Linked DNA regions of Homo sapiens: region 1 is linked to region 2. A link is a loop called in an ENCODE intact Hi-C map of the cell type or tissue named here. Cell type or tissue: endothelial cell of umbilical vein. All regions are shown on one strand. Region 1 overlaps LOC107985707 (a long non-coding RNA gene). Region 2 has its middle 170 kb from the start of MAGEB18.

The links. Peaks named below come from ENCODE experiments on the same cell type or tissue, not always from the same donor. Only the 100,000 strongest peaks of a DNase experiment are listed, where the experiment ranks them.
Region 1: a loop joins it to region 2, with 13 times the contacts of the local background. A loop is called at or near these places in 3 of 110 quality-filtered maps.

What each region holds. Positions count from the first base shown.
Region 1 is chrX:25,856,317-25,861,316 of GRCh38, forward strand. The region is part of intron 1 of LOC107985707 (a long non-coding RNA gene); the gene reads left to right. Among named protein-coding and RNA genes, the nearest start is that of MAGEB18, 280 kb to the right of the region's middle. In endothelial cell of umbilical vein, a CTCF peak has its summit at 2,046; a DNase peak (open chromatin) is centred at 2,255; H3K27ac peaks cover 1,032 bases.
Region 2 is chrX:25,966,834-25,971,833 of GRCh38, forward strand. No RefSeq gene overlaps it. Among named protein-coding and RNA genes, the nearest start is that of MAGEB18, 170 kb to the right of the region's middle. In endothelial cell of umbilical vein, a CTCF peak has its summit at 2,365 (motif pointing left); no DNase peak of the experiment used is centred here.

The sequences.
Region 1 (5,000 bases), 110 kb before region 2:
CATTTCAACTTTCTTTCTTTATACTGAATATTCCTCTGCTTAAGACATATTCTGAAAATACCATATTTAGAGCCTATGTCCCATAATAAATAGTGTCCAAACTTCCTAATGAAATAGGCTATACTTACTGTTTTTGCAATTTCTAAGTCACTAATTTTGTATTCATCAAACAAGTGTGGCAATTGTTGTCACTTTTCTTAGAAAATAACCAATAAACCATTAAATCCAATGATCACTTTTCTTATTTCCTATTTCTTATTTCTCCTTTTTCCCAAATTTCTGTGAGAACACTCATATTTGTTTTCCTTATATCTGTCTACCCAATATTTTATTTCCCAATGTGGGTTTCTTTTCCTTTGACTATGCTTGTATATAAGCGCCCCTACGGTAATATTCTATCTTTCGACATTGCCTTTTCTCATCCTATGTATTCTTGCAGAGAAATCTCATCCACACACATGGCTTCAATTAGTTCCTAAATGCTGTTGAACTTCTAATGTATACATCTAATCTAGAATTCATTCCTGAACTCTAGATACCTATATCCACTCTCTGCTGCCTTTGCCTCTTCCAGATGCTCTTCGAATTGCTAAAGTCAAAATCCTAGAATGACTGTTTATTCATTGCACTAATGTTCTCCTTTATTTTATACCTTGACTTTCATGTTATTCAGATTTAGATCTTGGCCTTTGTATCTTTCTTTTTCCCATCCAATTCCTACTTTCAATTACTATATGGAGGTGTAATAGTCTTTCCTTTAATGGGTGCCTCATGTGTTCTGGTAGTGTGGAGACCATGATGGCACATATGTGTGTGTTGAGGATGGGAAAATAGAGAGCATATAATACTGATTCTATGCCTGTGGAAGTAACTATTTTCCCAGATAACTTGCTGTTACCTATTAGTGAATATTTCCCTTCTATCACCTTTTATAATCGTATAATTGATTTAAATAATTTTCATGGGGCTAGAGCCAATATAGGCAGTTAATTAGTTTTAGTTATGATGTCACCAAATATGTGACAGGCAATCATTTAATTCTTTCAACAACCATGAAATATAAGTTAAGGTCACTGTCTTAAAGATTAAAAGAAACAGACTCAGGTTAGTTAGCTTTACTAACAGCAAATAAGATTCAAACCCAGGTATCTGGATTCTAGATAGTGGATCTGTTTTCTCTCCACTAGAGCATATAGCTTATTTATAAACTTAGAAAACAAAAATGCTGTAAGCAACGGTTTTGTTCATTAATGTATTTGACCATTTGCACCATTATGAGAAAGGCACAGTCACTTAATTCAAAAATCTTAATCTACATTATCAGATAAATGTCAACATCTGTAAATATTGCTCAGAATCACCTTTTAGTACAAACCTTGGAGCAATGGTACTATAAACTCTGTGATACTATGATTTTTAAGGAGACAATCCTCAAGTAAATCTTTTATTTGGGGATATGTCAGACTCACTCTAGAAAGATTAATGATTTTTTCACTGTAGCTGTACAAGAGTATTACCTAAGATTGGATATAATTAAACTGTGGAGCCCCTTTCAGATTAACAAGTATCTTAAATATTTCTGAAATCAGCAGATTTCCTGAAAAGAGATAAGATGGCTATTTGGAGAAAAGACAAAAATTAAAACAGCATTTTAACATAGAATTGAAAAATTCAAAGCTAGAAAATATATTTTATAACGTGTTTGCAAACAGACTCATTAACTTATAAATTTGAAGTATTTTGTTTACTGAAACAAAATAACCAAGCAATTATTATAATCTGAAATCAGAAGAAATGCTTTCTTTTTTTTGTGGCAGATTATTAGTATGTGTGTGTCCCTCTAACATTCTTAGCAAATTAATAGCATGTATTGTTGGAGTGAATTGTTTAGTTTACGTCTAAAAGCAAATAGTTATTGTAAAATAAATTTCAGCTTGATGTAGATAGAGTATTTCATAGTGCTTTGGGGGAGCTGGTACAGCTATTTCTCCAACAAAGATTTAGCATTTTACAAATTGAATTAGAGACACATTTAACCTGCTATGAAGGAAAGATGCTCTTGATGGCAGTAGAATTCTTGTCATAGACTTTCCAAGTACATGGCATTATTTCAATTTCTGGTTTTTATCGTGCATACCTCTGCTGTGTGGGCAGCCTACCAACACCTATAAAATTAGTATCTGTTAGGAGAACATCTTGATTTAAGCTTCACTTTAAAGCACTAACAATTGATAAACATCAATTGTGCAAAGCAATGTCAGCATGTCTTTATATTAATAATGTTGAAAGAATGGCATTCGCATTTTCACTTCTGAGTGTACTCACTCCAAGCCCACCCTCACACATGGAATTCCTCTAAATAAACTCTGTGCTGGTAATCATCTGACTCATTAGCAAGTGTTTCTTCCTGCCTGAAACTAAGTGGGTGCAATGGAGGATAGATTAATCTTTAAATCCTGTGGAATACACGTCTGCTCTCTTTGCTTTCTTTTTATGTCAGTAGCATAATTAAAAATAAAAATGTCTTGCTATGTCAGTAGAGACAAGCTGGTTAATACATTTGAAAATAAATATAATCATCCAATAATAATCATACTAATGCAATATTTCAATATTCATATAGAATTTATGTTTCAAATAGAAGAAAATCTACCTAGAAACTCAGCAAAGTTCCTTACATTTTTATCTTTCTGTCTGCCTAGAATTCTTCTTCCCCCTTGAAACTATGTTGTTTTTCACTATTTTTATTATACCTCCTCAGGCAACCTGAGACCACACTTAGTTATCTCTCCTCTGAACTTGTACTTTGAAAAATATGTCACACATTTGGTGCTTGTTTAAATATAGGCTTATAACAATTTTATATTTTTAATTTTTATAAATTACTAAATTTATACAAATTTTCATGTATTTGGATTAGATCTCCAACTAAATTGTTATTTCCTTGAAGGTGGTGTTTGTGCCTTGTTATTAGCATGTTTAGCATTGAACTTCTTTACATGGTTTGTCTTCAAGAGTTCTTTGGAACTTTATATTTGAAATAATAATGATATATTTTAATCAAATGACATTATCATAATATCAATTATCAAAATATTAGGTCAGTAGGCACTACTATATGATGCCCTCCATTTTGTAATGTCACTTACTCAACAAGATTATCGCTCTTCCCTGACTCTCATACCCACATGACTCTGTACATTCCTTAATCTATCCCAAACCCTCTTTTCACAAATATTTCCACTAGTGTCTCTGAACCTCATTTTATTCTGATCAGCAAAACTCCACATCATAAATCTGTATATCTTAAATCTTTAAGATGTTCCCTTCATCTTATTACTCTGTCTGAAACCTTGCTTTCCCCTGAGAGCACTGCTTCCGTTGCAGCTTCCTTCTCTACTGGCTCTAGTATTTCATAAACTCATTGTTTGTACCATGGATCTAGAGCGGGCCCACTCCTCGTTCCTATATAACACTTCCAAACTTTCTTTCTCCTTGCTAATGCACTTGCTTTGTCCTTAATGACCTTCCATCATTCTCCCTAATGACCTCCTCCACCCAACCTAAACCAAACAGGCTCTTCCCAATGTCAATTCGAATTGCTTTGGCCCTAAACCTTAGAGCTATTTTCAATTTTCTCCTGTTCTCTCCTAATTCCACATCAAGTACTATTGGTTTTACCCGCAAAATATATTCAGAGACTGATGTCAGCAAGATAGAAAAATATGAATTTCCAGCTCTCATGCTCTTACAAAAACATCAATTTGAACAATCATCCACCCATAAAAATACCTTCACAAGAGCTAAGGAATCCAGGTGAGAGATTACGGCACTTAAGAGGAATGCAGAAATAAGAAAAATGCAGTGAAGAGGATAGAAAGGATACTTTTACATTACATGTGTTACCCCTTTCTCACATCTGCACAGTAAAGTATGGAGAGAGATACCCTATGTACAGAGAAAGGAAAGTGAATTAAGCATTCAACTTTACCACAGACCTCAGCACCAGGCAAGCCCCAGTGAACCACTTCACCAGACCAGCCCTCACAGACTCAAGTTCCAGGCCAGCTCACAAGGTCTCAGACTCCAAGCCCGCTACTGAAGATCCAGGCTTCAGGTATCCCCCAGTATAAGCAGGCCCCTGTAGCCCCAGGTTCCAGGCTGGCCCCAGCAGATTCAGGCTCCAGGCCCACCTTAGCACTATGCCAGCCCCAGTGGCCCCCGGCCAGCTCTTATGGATCCAGTCTTTAGGTCCATCCCTATGGATGCAAACTCCAGGCCGTTTCCTGTGGACACAGTCATCAGGCCTAAACCATTGGACCCCAGAGACCCAGGACAGCCAGCCCTTGTGGACCCAGAATCCAGGCCCATACCTGTGGACCCATAGTTTAGGCTTGCCCCATTTATGCAGGTGCCAAACTCACCCAAGCTGATGATGGCACCAGACCTGCATCAGTTGGCCCAGGCTCCAGGCTTGCTCCTATAGACAAAGGCATTAGGCTAGCCCCTGTGGACACAGTAGCCAGGCCCACATGCCTGCTGACCTTAGCACCAGGAAAGCCAGTCCAAGGACTCTAGCAGCAAGCTCACCTGCAGTCCCTGCCAGTGGGCCCACCCAGAATGTCTGGATGGGCTGACTTGTGAAAGATTTCTCTGCCAAATCCAGTGCAAAAAGACTGGAAGAGGTTCCTACTTCTTTATATGTACAAATACTAATGCTAGGTCACAGGATTATGAATAATTAGGGAAACTTAAAACCAGCAAAGGAAAAAAAAAATAAAGCACCAGTAACCAACCTTAAAGAAAAGGAAATCCAAAAACTCCCTAACAAAGAATATTAATTTACTCCTTTTTAGGGCTGAGTAGTATTCCATTGTGTATATATATTCTACAGTTTCTTTACCCACTAGTTGATTGATGGGCATTTGTGTGTTCCACATTTTTGCAATTGTGAATTGTGCTGCTATAAACATGATGTGCAAGTGTCTTTTTCGTATAAT
Region 2 (5,000 bases):
GTAGTGTCGGGAGGTGAGACCTAATAAAAGGTGTTTGGGTCATGAGGGCACAACTCTTATGAACGGATTAATGTCATTATCATGGGAGTGGGTTTATTATCATAGGAGTGGGTTGCTTCTAAAAGGATTAGTTTGGCCTCCTCTTGTTCTCTCTCTCAAACTCTGTTTGCCCTTCCATTTTCCATCACGGAATGATGAAGCAAGAGCCCTTACATGATACCAGTACCTTGTTCTTGGACTAGCCAGTCTCTAGAGCCGTAAATCAATAAATTTCAGTTATTTATAGAGTATCCAGTCTGTGGGATTATGGCAGCACAAAATGAACTAAGGCGCAAGACTACGTCATCCATTATGACCCCATCCACATAGGTTAAAGAGAATAATCAAAGAAGAGCTGGCCAAACAAGAACTCTCTCCATTGCCATTTCTCTGAAAGTCCCAATGGCTGCATCAGACTCTGTTTTGGTTCATCATGTTCCTTTAGCAGCCTCATATAACCTGTACTCTGATAGTCAAGAATGGAGGTTCTGGATACAAGCAGGCCTGATTCAAACCCTCACTCTGCCAAGCTTAACATCTGACTGACCACGAGCACACGATTTAAGTTCTCTAAGTTTTAGTGTCTTACTCAACAAAATCCAAATAATACTGTGCAGTGTTAATAATAGGGCTGGTGTGAGGATAAAGTGAGATAATTACGGTAATGTTTGGCTTATCTTAAATGCTAAAACTGTTACTTTTAAAACATTAAGCTTTTCCTATTGTTTTCTAGCGTGTGCCTCCTCCACAGAGAAGAGCCAGAATAGTAAGTAGACACATTTTGACCAGATGGTCTAGGAGAGAACACTTGGATTCACCAGAGAAGAGATGGGAAGCACTGGAAGTACATAAGGACAGGGTTCAAGGCAGCTTGCCCCGCTGGGAACTGGCTGAGACCTAAGAGTGGCTCCTGGACACAGGGAAACAGCAAGAGAGAAATACCCAGGGCTCTGAAACAGGCTTTTATGATCTTGGCTATGGGAGAAACCCTTGACCCACAAGGGCCTTGTGCCTGACATCTGGAGCTGCATAAAGATTGCACAGAGATGTTGCTCCAGAAAGGGAACCCATACAGAATCCCACACACATCCAAGCCTGGAGCAGCCTCAGCTGGGAGCCATTTTGAGAACCCAGATGCCAGAGATTTATGGACATGGCTGCAGCCACTGCAGTGCTACAAGGAAGGACAGGGGAAAACAGGCTCGCTCATTCACGCTTGGGAGAGTATTGCTGCTCTGCCAGGAGCTGCTCTTGAGACTGAGATGTGAGTGGACCACACTCCCCACAGCTTCTTGCTCAAGCTGCTTGCCCAGGTGGTATCCTACCCTCCCTGGCCCAAGGCTCAAGGTACCATTTTGGGAGTTTAACTCTAGGCTGCACCCTGCCTTTGGCCTAAGCTTTGATGTAGCTGCAGCCACTGCCCAGCCAAGGAGGGAGCGGGAGACCAGGCCATCCCATGCACATCTAGGACAATACCCACTGCTCTGCAACACACTGCTGTCAGACTGAGATACAAACCACACTCTCCACAGCTTTTTGCCCACATTGCTTGCTTGAGAGGGGTCCCACCCTCTGTAGTTACAAGCCCACAGCTGGCAACATTTTGAGAGTTCAGAGGCACTGTTTGGTGACATGGCATTGTAGTCTGGGGCCAGAGATTGGAGTGCTTCCTCTGGAATTGGGGGAGAGTCCCCACAGCCAGAATTGAGCAGTGAGTGTGGAGAGTGCCTCAGCAGTAGGTGATGGAATTAAGCACTCTCCCATCACAGGACTGGAGAGTGATGGAAGTTGCTGAAGCTGAAGTTTCTCCTGGGCAGCCAGACTTGCAACCAGGGACAGCTTTGCAACCTGGAACCATTCTGTATGTGTCATTACTGGATGCCCCAGCTGGTTCCCTTGGTCAGTTGGGGGACAGTACCCCACTAGCTCTGAGGAGTGGAAGGGAGGTAGACTCTACTCCCCTGGAAATCTACCCCTCAACATGGATCATCCTTAAGGGACCAGGTAGCACAGCCCGCCAAAGCCCAGTTTGAGTAAAAGGAAATGCAAACATGGCGCTGGCCACTGAAGGGGGCACCACCAAAGGGCAGGAACGAATGTGGAGAAGGGGAATTCTTTCAACCCCCCCAACACCCTCCTCGGTGCACGGTCATGGACTCAGCAGCGACTCTTCCTGTGGAGACCCAAGGAGTGTGGGCTAAGAGTCCACTTCTCCAAGGGCTTCTTCAGCGGCTCCACCCACAATGAAGGTGAATGCGCCCTAGGGGACGGTGTTTTTTGTGCGCCATTGCCTCTGCCTTGCCTCAACCTGCTGGCGCCATCTCCTGGAAGCAGCCTAAATTACACCAACAAATGAAATTAGATTGCTGCAACAAGCAATGTCTGAGAAAGCCACTGCACCAACCTAACTTCGACCATGGAACCCGTACAGAGCCTTGGCACATTGAAAGCATCCGGAAATAAAGCCAAATGATCATACACATTATATACCGCAGTCATACCCCCAAGGGAGAAAAGAATAAGACATCAAGAAGCCTCATCCTAACAATAGCAAATTAAAAAAAAAAATGCATCAGCTCTCTGAGATAAGAAGGAACCAGCACAAGAACTCCAGCAATACAAAAAGCCAGAGTGTTTAATCACCTCCAAAGGATCCCATTAACTCCTAAGCAATGTATCATAACCAGAGTCAAATGTTTGAAATGACAGATATAGAATTCAGAATATGAATGGCAAAGAAACTCAACAAGATCCAAGAGAAATCCAACACAAAGAAGCCAGAAAAACGACCCAAGATTTGAAAGGACAACATAATTACATTAGGAAAGAACCACACGGAATGTCTGGAATTTAAAAATTCACTTTAAGAATTCAAAATATGATCATAAACCTTAACAAATGACTAGACCAAGCAGAAGAAAAAAATTCAGAGCTCAAGGATTGGTCCTATGAATTGCCTCAGTTAAAAACACAAAAACTAAAGAAAAAAGAATAAATAAAATGAACAAAGCCTTTGAGAAATATAGGATTATATTAAGTGACCAAATCTATGACTTATTGGCATTCCTGAGACAGAAGAAAAGAAGATAAGCAACTTAGAAAACATATCTGAAGATATAAATCAGGAAAATTTTCCCAATCTTGCTAGAGGGGTTGACATACAGCTAGAAGAAATCTGGGGAACTCCTATGAGATACTGTATAAGACAATGATCCTCAAAGCACTTAGTCATCAGACTATCCAAGGTCAATGCGAAAGAAAAAACTGTAAATGAAGCAAGAGAAAAGGGTCATATCACCTATAAAGGAAAATTCATCAGACTAACAGTGGATTTATCAGCAGAAATCTTACAAGCCAGAAGAGATGGGGGCCCATTTTCAGCTTTTTTTTTTTTTTTGAGATGGTGTCTTGCTCTGTTGCCCAGGCTGGAGTGCAGTGGCACGATCTCGGCTCACTGCAACCTCCGCCTTCCAGGTTCAAGCGATTCTCCTGCCTCAGCCTCCCGAGTAGCTGGGACTACAGGTGCATGCCACCACACCCGGCTAATTTTTTGTATTTTTGGTAGAGATGAGGTTTCACCGTGTTAGCCAGGATGGTCTCAATCTCCTGACCTCGTGATCCACACCCTTTGGCCTCCCAAAGTTTTGGGATTACAAGAGTGAGCCACCGCGCCCAGCCTCAGCATTCTTAAAGAAAAAAATGCTAGCCAAGAATTTCATATCCTAACAAACTATGTTTCATAACTGAAGGGAAAATAAAATCTTTCCAAAACAAGCAATTACTAAGGGAATTCATCACCACCAGACCAGCCTTACAAGTGATACTTAAGGGAGTTGTAAACATGGAAACAAAATAATGGTACTTGCTATCATAAAAGCACATGCAAGCACAGAACCCACAAAGCCCAAAAGCAACTCTATAGTTGAGACTACAGAACAACTAGCTAACAAGTTGTTACAAAACTACACATGTCCATATTAATCTAAAAAGTAAATGACCTAAATGCTCCACTTAAAAGACATAGAGTGGCAAATTGGATTTTAAAAAGCAAGACTCATTCTTCTGCTGTCTTCAAGAGACCCATGTCACATGTAGTGGAACCCACAGGCTCAAAGTAAATGGATGGCAACAGATTTATCACAACAAATTCAAAACAATAAAGAGGAGGGGCCACTAATCTTATAGCAGATAAAATAGACTTTAAACCAACAATAGAAACAAAAAAAAGGACAAAGGGGGCATTATGTAATAATCAAGGGTTCAACTCAACAAGAAGACTTAACTACGTAAATATATATTCAACTAACGTTGGAGCACCCATAAAACAATTACTTCTAGACCTAACAAAAGACTTTAACAGACAGTAATGGGGGACTTCAAAACCCTACTGATAACATTAGACAGATGATTGCAGCAGGAAACCAACAAAGAAATTCTAGTCTTAAATTCAATACTTGACCCATTAGACCTGATAGACATCTACAGAATACTCCACCCAATAACTACAGAATGTACATTCTTCTCATCTACACATGGAACATATTCTAGGATTAAACACATGCTCAATCACAAAGTGAGTCTTAATAAATTAAAAAAATCTGAAATCATGCCAAGCATCGTCTGTGATCACAGTGAACAAAAATGGAAATCAATACCAAAAGGAATTCTAAAAAACCACACAAATACATGGAAACTAAACAACTTGGTCCTAAATGACTTTTGAGTAAACAAAAAAATTAAGGGAGAAATAAATTCGCTGAAAAAAAAATGAAAATAGACACACAACATACCAAAACCTGTGGGATATGGCAAAAACTGTGCTAAGAGAAAAGTTTATATTGTTATATGTCCACATAAAGAAGATAGAAACATCTCAAACTGATGATCTAACATCACATCTAGAGGAAGTAGAAAAACAAGAACTCAACCTAAAGCTAGCAAAAGAAAAGAAATAACTAAAA